Regions from separate parts of the Homo sapiens genome. Here region 2 is linked to region 1. A link is an interaction called in ENCODE POLR2A ChIA-PET data of the cell type or tissue named here. Cell type or tissue: OCI-LY7. All regions are shown on one strand. Links, peaks and the distances in the headings refer to the core of each region. The heading gives the core; the rest is flanking DNA.

Region 1 (5,380 bases), core at 216-5,215:
AAAAAAAATACATTCAGTCCAGGTGCAGTGGCTCATGCCTGTAATCCTAGCACTTTGGGCGGCCGAGGCGTGCGGATCACCTGAGGTCAAAAGTTCGAGACCAGCCTGGCCAACATGGTGAACCCTCATCTCTACTAAAAATACAGAAATTAGCCAGGCGTGGTGGCCAGCACCTGTAATCTCAGCTACTCGGGAGGCTGAGGCAAGAGAATCTCTTGAACCCGGGAGGCAGAGGTTGCAGTGAGCCAAGATGGCGCCACAGCACTCCAGACTGGGTGACAACGCAAGACTCTGTCTCAAAAAAAAAAAAAAAAAAAAAAAAAAAAATTTTCACACACATACTCATGTATCTGCCAGAAAACTTACAGAAGACCATATGTAAGTTTCTGTCACTTATTTCTGAGTCATGGAATTACTGCTGGGTTTGTTTGTCTGCTTATCTGTACTTTCTAATTTATTCTAGAAGGAGTTCATCTATTTTTGAAATGAGATTAAAAAGAAAAAAATGCTTACGGGAGAAAAAGGGCCATTAATTTTAAAGTCATGTAACAATTCTGGAATGATCTTTAAGAAATTCTCTAGCTAAGCTCTAGAAGCACAGAACACTTATGATACCCATGGAGGTCAATACTCAAAACTTAAAGTTTACCCAGAAAAAGTAGAGTAGGTAAGGAGGAAGGGTTCATTCAAGATCACAGATATTTTGGGTTCAGTCTAAGCAGAAATGAAGTCACTAAGCTTAGAATTATAATTCTCATAAAAAGTCACAATGAGAATACAGTTCCCACAAGCAAGTTCTCCAAATTGCTAATAAAAAAGACAAAGGATTGGGTAGGGTAGGGAAGGATGGGTAAGGGGGAATAGGATTGTTCTGTAATCACAGTGATCAAAAGTTAACCACCTCTTTAAATGAACAATTCATCCTAAAGTTCCACAAAACTGAGGCCTGTCTAGACACTATTCATTCCCAGCACTTTTCTCTTTTCATTAAATAACTGTGATAAAATATACATAACATAAAATGTACCACTTTAACCATTCTCATGTGTACAGGTCGGTCACACTAAGTACTTTCCCACTACGGTGCAACCATCACCACCATCCATCTCCAGAACTTCTTTCATCTTGCAAAACTGAAACTCCATACTCACTAAACATTAACTCCCCATCCTCCCTCTCCCCAGTCCCTGGCAACCACCATTCTACTTTCTGTCTCTATGAATTCAAGCACCTCATATAAGTGGAATTATACAGTATTTGTCCTTTTGTGACTTATTTCACTTAGCATGTGTCAGAATTTCCTTTCTTTTCAAGGCTGAATAATATTCCATTGTGTGTGTCTGTGTATTTATTATTAATGTATTCATCCATCAATAGACACAGTTGCTTCCACCTTTTGGCTATAGTGAACAATTCTGCTATGAACATGGTGTACAAACACCTTTTTGAATCCCTGGCTTACAGTTCTTTGGGGTAGGTACCCAGAGCCCTTCTCTTTTGAAACTCCTCAAATAAAACTTACCTATTGCTCTAAAGGTCATCATAAAAAAAATAACATCAGGCCGGGCACAGTGGCTCACGCCTGTAATCCCAGCACTCTGGGAGGCCAAAGCAGGTGAATCACCTGAGGTCAGGCGGTAGAGACCAGCCTGGCCAACATGGCAAAACCCCATCTCTACTAAAATATTTAAAAATTAGCTGGGTGTGGTGGCACACACCTGTAATCCCAGCTATTGAGGCTGGAGAATTGCTTGAACCTGGGAGGCAGATGTTCCAGTGAGCCAAAACGGCACCACTGCACTCCAGGCTGACAACAGAGCAAGACTCCATCTCAAAAAAAACAAAAACAAAAACAAAAACAAAAAACCACCAAAAAAAAAAAAAACCCACTAATACTTTACACGTTTTCTACTCCACAACATCTTACATATGCACTGAAGACCATTAATCCAAAAGCGGAGGAAAAAAATCAGTCAGCAGCTAAATTTAAAGCAATTTAGTTGACCTTCCTTAAGTTCATATAACCCCATCCCCAGGAAGAGAAATATAAAACATTCTTCTCATATTTCAAAGTGCAGGAAACAAAAATTCACCTAGTAGGTATATTCCAGTGCTACGAACAGTTAGTGCTAGTTAAAACCGCAGTTTGTTTTTCAAGGTCTTGAGTATCCTTTAAGGGCAGTTACAACCCCTACTCCCAAACTAGCTCTCAGTTCAGAATTTTTAGAAAAGGTTCTAAAATACAAAAGACAAGTTTTTCCAGTTTCTCCGTAAGTCAAATTAACTCCTAATCCTCATCTGAAGACTCAATATCCTGTTCCAAGATCACTTGAGACATGTGTCAGCTCCTTTTGGTCCCAAATGCTTGTTCTTTTTCATCAGGCATCTCAATATCCCAAGGAGAAATCAAACAGGCAAATGAGAAAAATCTGTGGCAGATCTAAAGTCAGTTAAGATTTACTAATTTCTTGCTCAGCATTTCCTTTTGGGACGCTGTTGCGCATTAGAATGAGATATACTGAAAGTAGCATAAAGACGCCTGGTTCCTTTTAACAGAACAAAGTGCTACCAGAGGAAGAAACAAGTCTGGTTATCCCAGCTTTCAGTCTTCATACTCTGTTTTAGTAAATACACTAACATAAAAACTACCTATGTATCAATAAAAATATATCAGAATAACTATACTATTATAAAGTATCCATAACATTTTTCTAATTACCTATAGTTTCTAGAGGAAGACTGACATTTATCAATTCCCATTTTAAGTCATTAAATCTGAAGTTGGAAAGTCAAAAAGATCACACTCCTTCTCACTTGATTGTGTATAAAGAACAGCTGGCTAGTAAGCTATTGTACCTGATAAACAGATTATTTTTCTCCACAAAACACATTTAAATTACATTAACAAAACTGCCAATGAAGAAAAAACTACTTTAACTAAAAAGTGAAATCGTTTTCTACAAAACAAGGTTTGATCCCATTGTGTGCGTTACAACTACTTGAGTGTTTTAGCAATACCATCCACATGACATGGGTGCTTAATGAGGTTTTTCAAAATAAGCATAAAATAATGAAAGAAAATCTGACACACTCAAGGAAGATATTTAGCAGATAATTAATGAAATTTTAAAACCAGTTGGGTGAGGTGGCGCCTGCCTATAATTCCAGTACTTTGGGAAGTCAAGGCGGGCACATAGCTTGAGCCCAGCAGTTTGAGACCAGCCTGGGGAACGTGGAGAAACCCTGTCTCTACAAAAAATTAACTGGGTGTGGTGACACATGCCTGTATTTCCAACTACTTGGGAGGCTGAGGTGGGCAGATCACCTGAGCCTGGGAAGTTGAGGCTGCAGTAAGCTCCAGCCTGGGTGACACAGGAGACCCTGTCTCACAAAAATAAAAAATAAAACATTTTCCTGACTAGAAAAGTGATGATTAAGCTGCACAAAATGTTATACATAATCTTCTTTAAATTATGAAACACAGATACAAAAGGTAAAAGTACCCTTCTTTTAAAAAGAAGTTGGAAAACAGAATAAGTTGAAAAAGAAAGCAGAAATTCACCACCCAATTTTAACTTTTGTTGATATCCTGAATGAGGTTGTAATCATAATACAATCATAATAGGGACAGGCCATGACCGTTTACACAGATTTTCAACTTTCAAACATCTTGGACTTCCATAATTTCACACTAAAACTCCTAAACCTACTTCAATAAATAAAATCAGAACTTCCTTACACTAACTGATCAGCTTTTTGAGAAATCACATAATAGACACTTCTGTTTCAGAAGCCTCAGGTATTATCTGTATAGCAGTGCTTGTGCAATTTTGTATTTGAATGTCTTATTGTATTTTACATTTATTAAAATGAGGCAAAAAGTGTAAAAAATTTAAAAAATGCAGCAGTTCCCTATATTCCTTTATAGTATAGGGATAAGCAAACTATGGTCCAAATCCAGCCTGCTGCCTTCTTTTGTAAATAAAGTTTTGTTGAAACAAAGCCATGCTCCTCTGTTTCCATATTGGCTATGCACTTAGGTTCTCATGCTACAATGGCAGAGTTGAACACTTGCAACAGAGACCACATGGCTCACAAAACCTAAAATGTTTGTTACTGGGCTCTTTACAGAAAATGTTTGCCAAGCCCTGTGAAAATACCCTCCCAATTTTTAAGCTAGATTTTGTTAAAACCATGTACACAAAAATCAGATGAATATGTATTGTTCTTCATTCTTCCAAAGTAATTCCTTCAAATCATTACAAATTGCCATCCCTTTAACATTAAGAGTCCCCTTCTATAACATCAGAAAGAACAGAAAATGAAATCTTCAACTATTTCAGCTATGCAAAAATAGAACATAGGTCAAAGTGTCACTTTATCATTAACAGTGTATTTCAACAGTGTTAATTTACATGTAAGGTTTAATATCTATTTAAAAAGACAAGAATAAGGCCAAGTGCAGTGGCTCATACCTGTAATCCCAGCAGTTGGGGAGGCCTAGGCAGGCAGATTGCTTGAGCTCAGGAGTTCAAGACCAGCCTGGGCAACATGATGAAACCCCATCTTAACAAAAAAATACAAAAATTAGCTAGGCGTGGTGGCACACCCCTGTGTTCCCAGCTACTTGGGAAGCTGAGGCTGGAGGATTGCTTGTGCCTGGAAGGCAGAGGTCTCCAGCCTGGGCAACAGAGTGAGACCCTCTCTCAAAACAGTAACAACAATAACAAAAAGTTAAGAATATTTCTCTTGTTTAACTATGGATATGATTATCACAAAAAACTTGAGTGGTCTTCTTTAAAAATGAAAAAATTTATTTTGAAAATATAATTTTATTAGTAGTTGGCTCAAGTCAAAGAGACAAAATACAGAATTTCTACCTCTCAAAATTGTTTAACTTATTTAACTTAATCTTCCCCAAATATTTCTCCTCTGACCTCAGATCGTATCCTATTCATTGCCTCATCCTACTAATTACCTGCATTACCTACAAATCACCTAATATGGCTCACACTTGGCTCTAGTATTTTAAAAAAAAGACAATACTATATAGTCTATCAGGCTGACACTAAGCTGGCAATTTTTAAATCAGATAAATTCCATAACTAATACCATCAGTGCTACACTAGTAGAATCCTATTGGGATATCCCATGCATTCCAAGTTCTTAATGGTTATAGTGATGGTGCCTACATGCTTCTACAGGGTTTCTGGCCATTCTCTGCAGGTACCTTTAACTATGCCCAGAGGTCAGGGAACATCCAGTTAAATCAAATTTTTTTCTTATGGGAAATAATAGGGAAGCAACAGAAATAATATACTATTCTACCTAGATGTCAGGTATTTATTCATAAGCATGGTTCTGTTCAAAGATATGCTCT
Region 2 (5,380 bases), core at 119-5,118, 1.2 Mb before region 1:
AGGGCCACACCTGCAAACAGGACTGAGTCAGAGCTCAGGGTGCACTTCTGGGAGAGGGTCAGCAAAAGCAGCAGCTGCACAGGTGGTACAGCCTCCACTTGGCCAATGCTGGCCGGCCTGCTAGGGTCAATGTCCTGGCCCAGTGCCTGCAGGGTAGGGTTGCTCGTGCCCCACCAGGGTCAGGAGACAGCTGCTTGAGGTGCTCAGGGATGCTGAGCCAGGCTCCTCCGGGGCGTGATAGGGGTTTAATTTCTATAAATAGGTGGCTCTGGGGCAAGAATACTTAACCACGAGCAGTCTTCATATCTCTGTTTTCTGTTATTCCTACTGGTACCAAACTTATTCTTGAAACTCTTTTGATGGCATAACATATCCAAACTTTATTTATTTATTTATTTTATTATTTTATTTATTTATTTATTTATTTATTTATTTATTTATTTATTTTGAGACAGAGTCTCGCTCTGTTGCCCAGGCTGGAGTGCAGTGGCATGATCTCGGCTCACTGCAAGCTCCACCTACTGGGTTCACATCATTCTCCTGCCTCAGCCTCCTGAGTAGCTGAGACTACAGGTGCCCACCACCATGCCCGGCTAATTTTTTGTATTTTTAGAGAAGTGAGGTTTCACCGTGTTAGCCAGGATGGTCTCAATCTCCTGACCTGGTGATCCGCCTGCCTCGGCCTCCCAAAGTGCTGGGATTACAGGCATAAGCCACCGCGCCCGGCCCTATTTATTTTTTTTGAGACAGGTTCTCACTCTGTTGCCCAGGCTGGAGTGCAGTGGCGCAACCTCGGCTCACTGCAACCTCTGTCTCCTGGGTTCAAGCAATTCTCCCTGCCTTGGCCTCCCAAATAGCTGGGATTACAGGCCCCCGCCACCACACCCCATTAATTTTTGTATTACACTTTAAATTAGGCAACTGATCAAGGCTGTGAAAAGAATGACCCCATAAGTTCTTCACACTGAAAATTGAATATTTACATTGATAAAATTAAAAATAAATACACATAAGAAAAATTAATTTGTATATAGGACTACATTTCAATACATGCAGGAAAACTGTAAGGAAAATTAGTGAAATGCCCATTTTGTAAAATATCTTTAAAGAAATAAAAGTCTAGGCTTACATCTGTAATCCCTGAGTTTTGGGAAGCTGAGGTGGGAGGATCACTTAAGGCCAGGTGTTCAAGACTACCCTGGGCAGCACAGTAAAACCCCATCTGTACAAAAAATTAAAAAATCAGCCCAGTATAGTGGCATCTGCCTGTAGTCCCAGCGCTTTGGGAGGCTGAGCCAGGAGGATCACTTGAGCCCAGGAGTTCAAGGCTGCAGTGAGCTATGGTTATACCACTACACTCCAGCCTGAGCAGTAGAGCAAGACCCTGTCTCTAAAATAAAAATACTTTTAAAAAGAGATACAGTTGTATTTTGGGTATATACGGTCAAGTCTGTTTAGAATGTTAGGACGTAATATTGGTTATTTAAGTGTAAATGTGTATTTACACAATGTATTTGAGTGCTAAAAATGTCTAGGTCTTTATAGACTGTTATGAGCTATTTGAAACATGCCTTTCCCCAGTAATCTAGTTGGTGCAACAGATTTTCACTACTTTGAGGAACAGGATTGCTAATCAAAGGCAAAATTTTTTTGCTAAGTTAGCAGAAATTTCAGTTGAGTGGCTTCCAAATTAATTATAGTTATTTATAATGTAGTCATTGATGGTTCCTATTTTATTTTGCCCTCTCAAAAACATACAAACTTAGCCAGTTCAGATCCACAGTGGATGGTACGAAAGGCTGTTTTTAGTGAAAATGCTTTAAGAAATTATTAGAATCATTTATGGAACCTACGTTACAGATACTTTACCAAACAAATGGCCAAAAAACAAATAAAAATGACCCCTGAACTTTTAGGAACTTAAATGAGTTTTCTTCTTCCCTTCAAACCTCAATACAGTTGTAATGTTGGAAATGGGATTGGAGCTAGGAAAAGTTGCGGTGATATAGAACCAGAGACTCCAGTTTTTTTTGTTTGTTTGCTTGCTTGTTTGTTTGTTTGTTTGTTTTGTTACGGAGTCTCATTCTGTTGCCCAGGCTGGAGTGCAGTGGCACAATCTCGGCTCACTGCAACCTCCATCTCCCGGATTCAAGTGATTCTCCTGCCTCAGCTTCTTGAGTAGCTGGGATTACAGGCATGTGCCACCATGCCCAGCTAATTTTTGTATTTTTAGTAGAGACGGGTTTCACCGTGTTGGCCAGGCTGGTCTCGAACTCCTGACCTCATGATCCGCCTGCCTCGGCCTCCCAAAGTGCTGGGATTACAAGCGTGAGCCACCGCGCCCGGCCAGTTCTTTTACTATTACAATTTAGCAGGTCTTCTCCACCTCGAAGCTCGGATTAATTCTACCTGTGTTTCCACAGTGCTTTGAATTATTTCATATTTTACATTCATTCTTCATCTGGAATTTACTTTGATGCACATGATATCTTCAGCTTTGTTCTCTTTTCTTTCAAAGATCCCGGAAGTTTTAACTTCGCGCCCCGCCTGTTCGTCCTCAGCAGCTCCTCTGGGGATTTCGCAGCCACGGAGTTCGTGTACCCTGCCCGAGCCCCCTCTGTGGTCAGTTCCATGCCCTTCCTGCAGGAAGATCTATACAGCGTGCCCCAGCCAGGTAAGGCCTGCAGGGGGCAGCTATGCTGAGCAGCAGAAGACACACCTTCTATGTGCTTCTGCACACCCAGAACATGTGCTTATGTTAGCTCATTTCATCCTCACCCCTAAACCCAAAGGAGGGAGGGTGAAATCAGCCACACATTATAGCATAAGCAACAAGGCTCAGTTACTTAACCCACCCAAAGACGTCAGCTAAGAACAGGTTAAGCACCACAGTGGCAGGCCTGGCGTCTCCACTCTTCTCCCAGCCTTCCTCTCAGTCTTGTTGCTGCATGGTCACCCGTCAACTGCCATTGCTCCAGCCATCATGTTTGCATTTAAGACAGAAAGAGAAAGAAGGGTGGAGGAAAAAAGGGAACTTAATAGCCACATCTCTCTCTTTAATCAGATAAAAAAGACGTTTTCCCAGAAGCCCCCAGCAGACTTCTGCTTATGTCTCATTGGCCAGAGCTTGTCACATGGCCAACCCCAGCTGCAAGGGAGCCTGGGAAAGCAAATGGCCAGGGAGAAGGGTGTTGAGGTATCGGCTAAGTTAGCCAGTGAACAGGGTCTGCCATACCAAGTCTCCGCAGCAGAGCCAAGACTCCAGCCCAGGTCTTCTGATCCCAAGGTCAGGGCTCTGTGCCCTCATTCTGGTTGGGAAAGTCACAAGAGACTGGGCTTGACAACCCCTCCCACCCACCCTCCAATGAAGCCAAGGTCAGCTGCCTCTCAGTTTGTGTTTGTTGCTTCTCACATTACAAGAGCCTGGAGCTGCAGCCAGGGACCTCACCTTGCACTGGGATCTCAGGGCACCACTGAAAGTTTGACCAGTGCACATGTCATGCTTGGAAAACCTTAGCCACCAGAAAGAGAGGCTGTGCCCACGCCCTTCATCCTGGGGCTCAGGGCGGGTTATCAACCTCCACTGGGCTTTTAAAGTGTGGTTTTCACAGAATCCTGAAATGCATGCCAGGAAAGGACACACTGTGAGCCAACTAGCAAGAGTGAGAGGCGTTTTGCCACCTGGAGTAAGAGTCAGGCTGACAATTTGAGGAGGAGAAAAAGTGAGGAGGAAAAGGCAGTAGAACAATTTTTATTTTCAATTTATTTCATTTTATTTTATTTTTTAGAGATAGGATCTCACTCTGTCATCCAGGCTGGAGTGCAGTGACACAGTCATGGCTCACTGCAGCCTCAAACTCCTGGGCTCAAGTGATCTTCCCACCTCAGCCTCTGAGTAACTGGGACTATAGGCATGTACCACGCCTAGCAATTTTTTTTTTCTTTTTGTAGAGATAGGGTCTCACCATGTTGCCCAGGCTGGTCTTGAACTCCTGGGCTCAAACAATCCTTCCTCCTCAGCCTCCCAAAGCACTGGGATTACCGGCATGAGCCATGACTCCTGGCCACAGTTTTGATGTTTAAAGCCCATTTCTCTGTAAGAGAGCCATGAGCTCACCTCACTGCTAAGCAGTCACGTGCAGGGCAGGAATGCCACTGACCTGTCTGCAGTGAGATGTGTGCTCCAGTGTTGATTGTGCTCTTTGGAGATAGGTGGTGCTAACAGTCCCTTGAGTGGCACATGCATTATCCCTTCCACTCTTAGCACAGCCCTGCCAGTATCCAGAAGGGCCAGGGGCTTGAGCTGGGGCAAAGGGAGGAGGGCCTGGAGGATGAGGAATGAAAGAGACCAACTCCTTGACACCACCTCTCTCTGCCTACAGGCTTCTCCCAGTTGAACTTTCAAAGGGCTAAGTGTCCTGGGTTTCCGTTTGCCCCTTTGCCCCTGGTTTGACAGCCAAGGGGGTTTCCCCCTGTGACACAGCAGTGGGGAGGGACAACATCCACTGGGTTTGGGGAGGAGTGAACTGGAAGTGTCCGTGAAGGAGCTCCTGACGGTCGGGCTCTGTCCCTGCCCTCACAGTGCCTTTCCTTGACAATCACCACGAGGTGTGCCTCTGGCAAGGCTGGTGGCCCATCGAGAACAAGATCACTGGTTCTGCCCGCATCTGCCGTGCCTCTGACCAAAAGAGCACGATGGAGACCATGCTCCAGTATTGCAAAGATGAGGCCTCGCCAGCAGCTCCCCGGAGCCCTAGACCCTTTTTCCCTTTCTGCATGGGTCAGCCAGTGTCTATAAAGCCTGGCAGATGATAATGAAACCCATTTTTTCCCCTTTAACTTTTTGAGATATATTAATTTTTAGATTAGTGCATTCTCAGCTGCCAGCATGAAGAAGAACTAGTTTTTCTCTCTGATATTATGAGGCCATCTAACTTGTTACCCTCAAGGATAAAGGCTGTATTGTGGAATGCCCCAGGCAGATTAAAACCCTGTTGTACTCGGGGTTGATTACACTGAGAGACAAGTTGGTCTCTGCCATGTACATTATCTGCAAGCTCTACCATGCTGTTGGAGAATGGAAGTTTCCCCCAAATGGTGAATGGCCATTGCCAACCTTTTTATTATTTATTATTATTTTTAGTATTATATCCTAAAAGAAAGACCCATATTAAGTTTGTAGTTTTTCGTATGCCATCCGCATGAAATTTCTGGTCTTTTATGTAAAGTGAAAATACCAGTAATTAATATCTTATCACATTTTTATGTTTTCATTGATACAATTAGTTTAATATCACTGAGTATGTGCAATTGATTATCTTCCTGAAAAACTCTTTAGCAATAAATAACATATGAAACCTTCCACCCAATGTTATAGTGA

What was found. Peaks named below come from ENCODE experiments on the same cell type or tissue, not always from the same donor. Only the 100,000 strongest peaks of a DNase experiment are listed, where the experiment ranks them.
Region 2: POLR2A ChIA-PET joins it to region 1 with 6 read pairs; 2 of 35 experiments call an interaction of 5 or more read pairs at or near these places.

The regions. Positions count from the first base shown.
Region 1 is chr10:31,874,676-31,880,055 of GRCh38, forward strand. The region is part of intron 3 of ARHGAP12 (Rho GTPase activating protein 12); the gene reads right to left. Among named protein-coding and RNA genes, the nearest start is that of ARHGAP12, 51 kb to the right of the region's middle. In OCI-LY7, for the core only: no CTCF peak of the experiment used is centred there; no DNase peak of the experiment used is centred there.
Region 2 is chr10:30,706,780-30,712,159 of GRCh38, forward strand. It overlaps the pseudogene SVIL2P. Among named protein-coding and RNA genes, the nearest start is that of LINC02644, 14 kb to the right of the region's middle. In OCI-LY7, for the core only: a CTCF peak has its summit at 2,697 (motif pointing right); DNase peaks (open chromatin) are centred at 212 and 2,692; H3K4me3 peaks cover 635 bases; H3K27ac peaks cover 1,649 bases.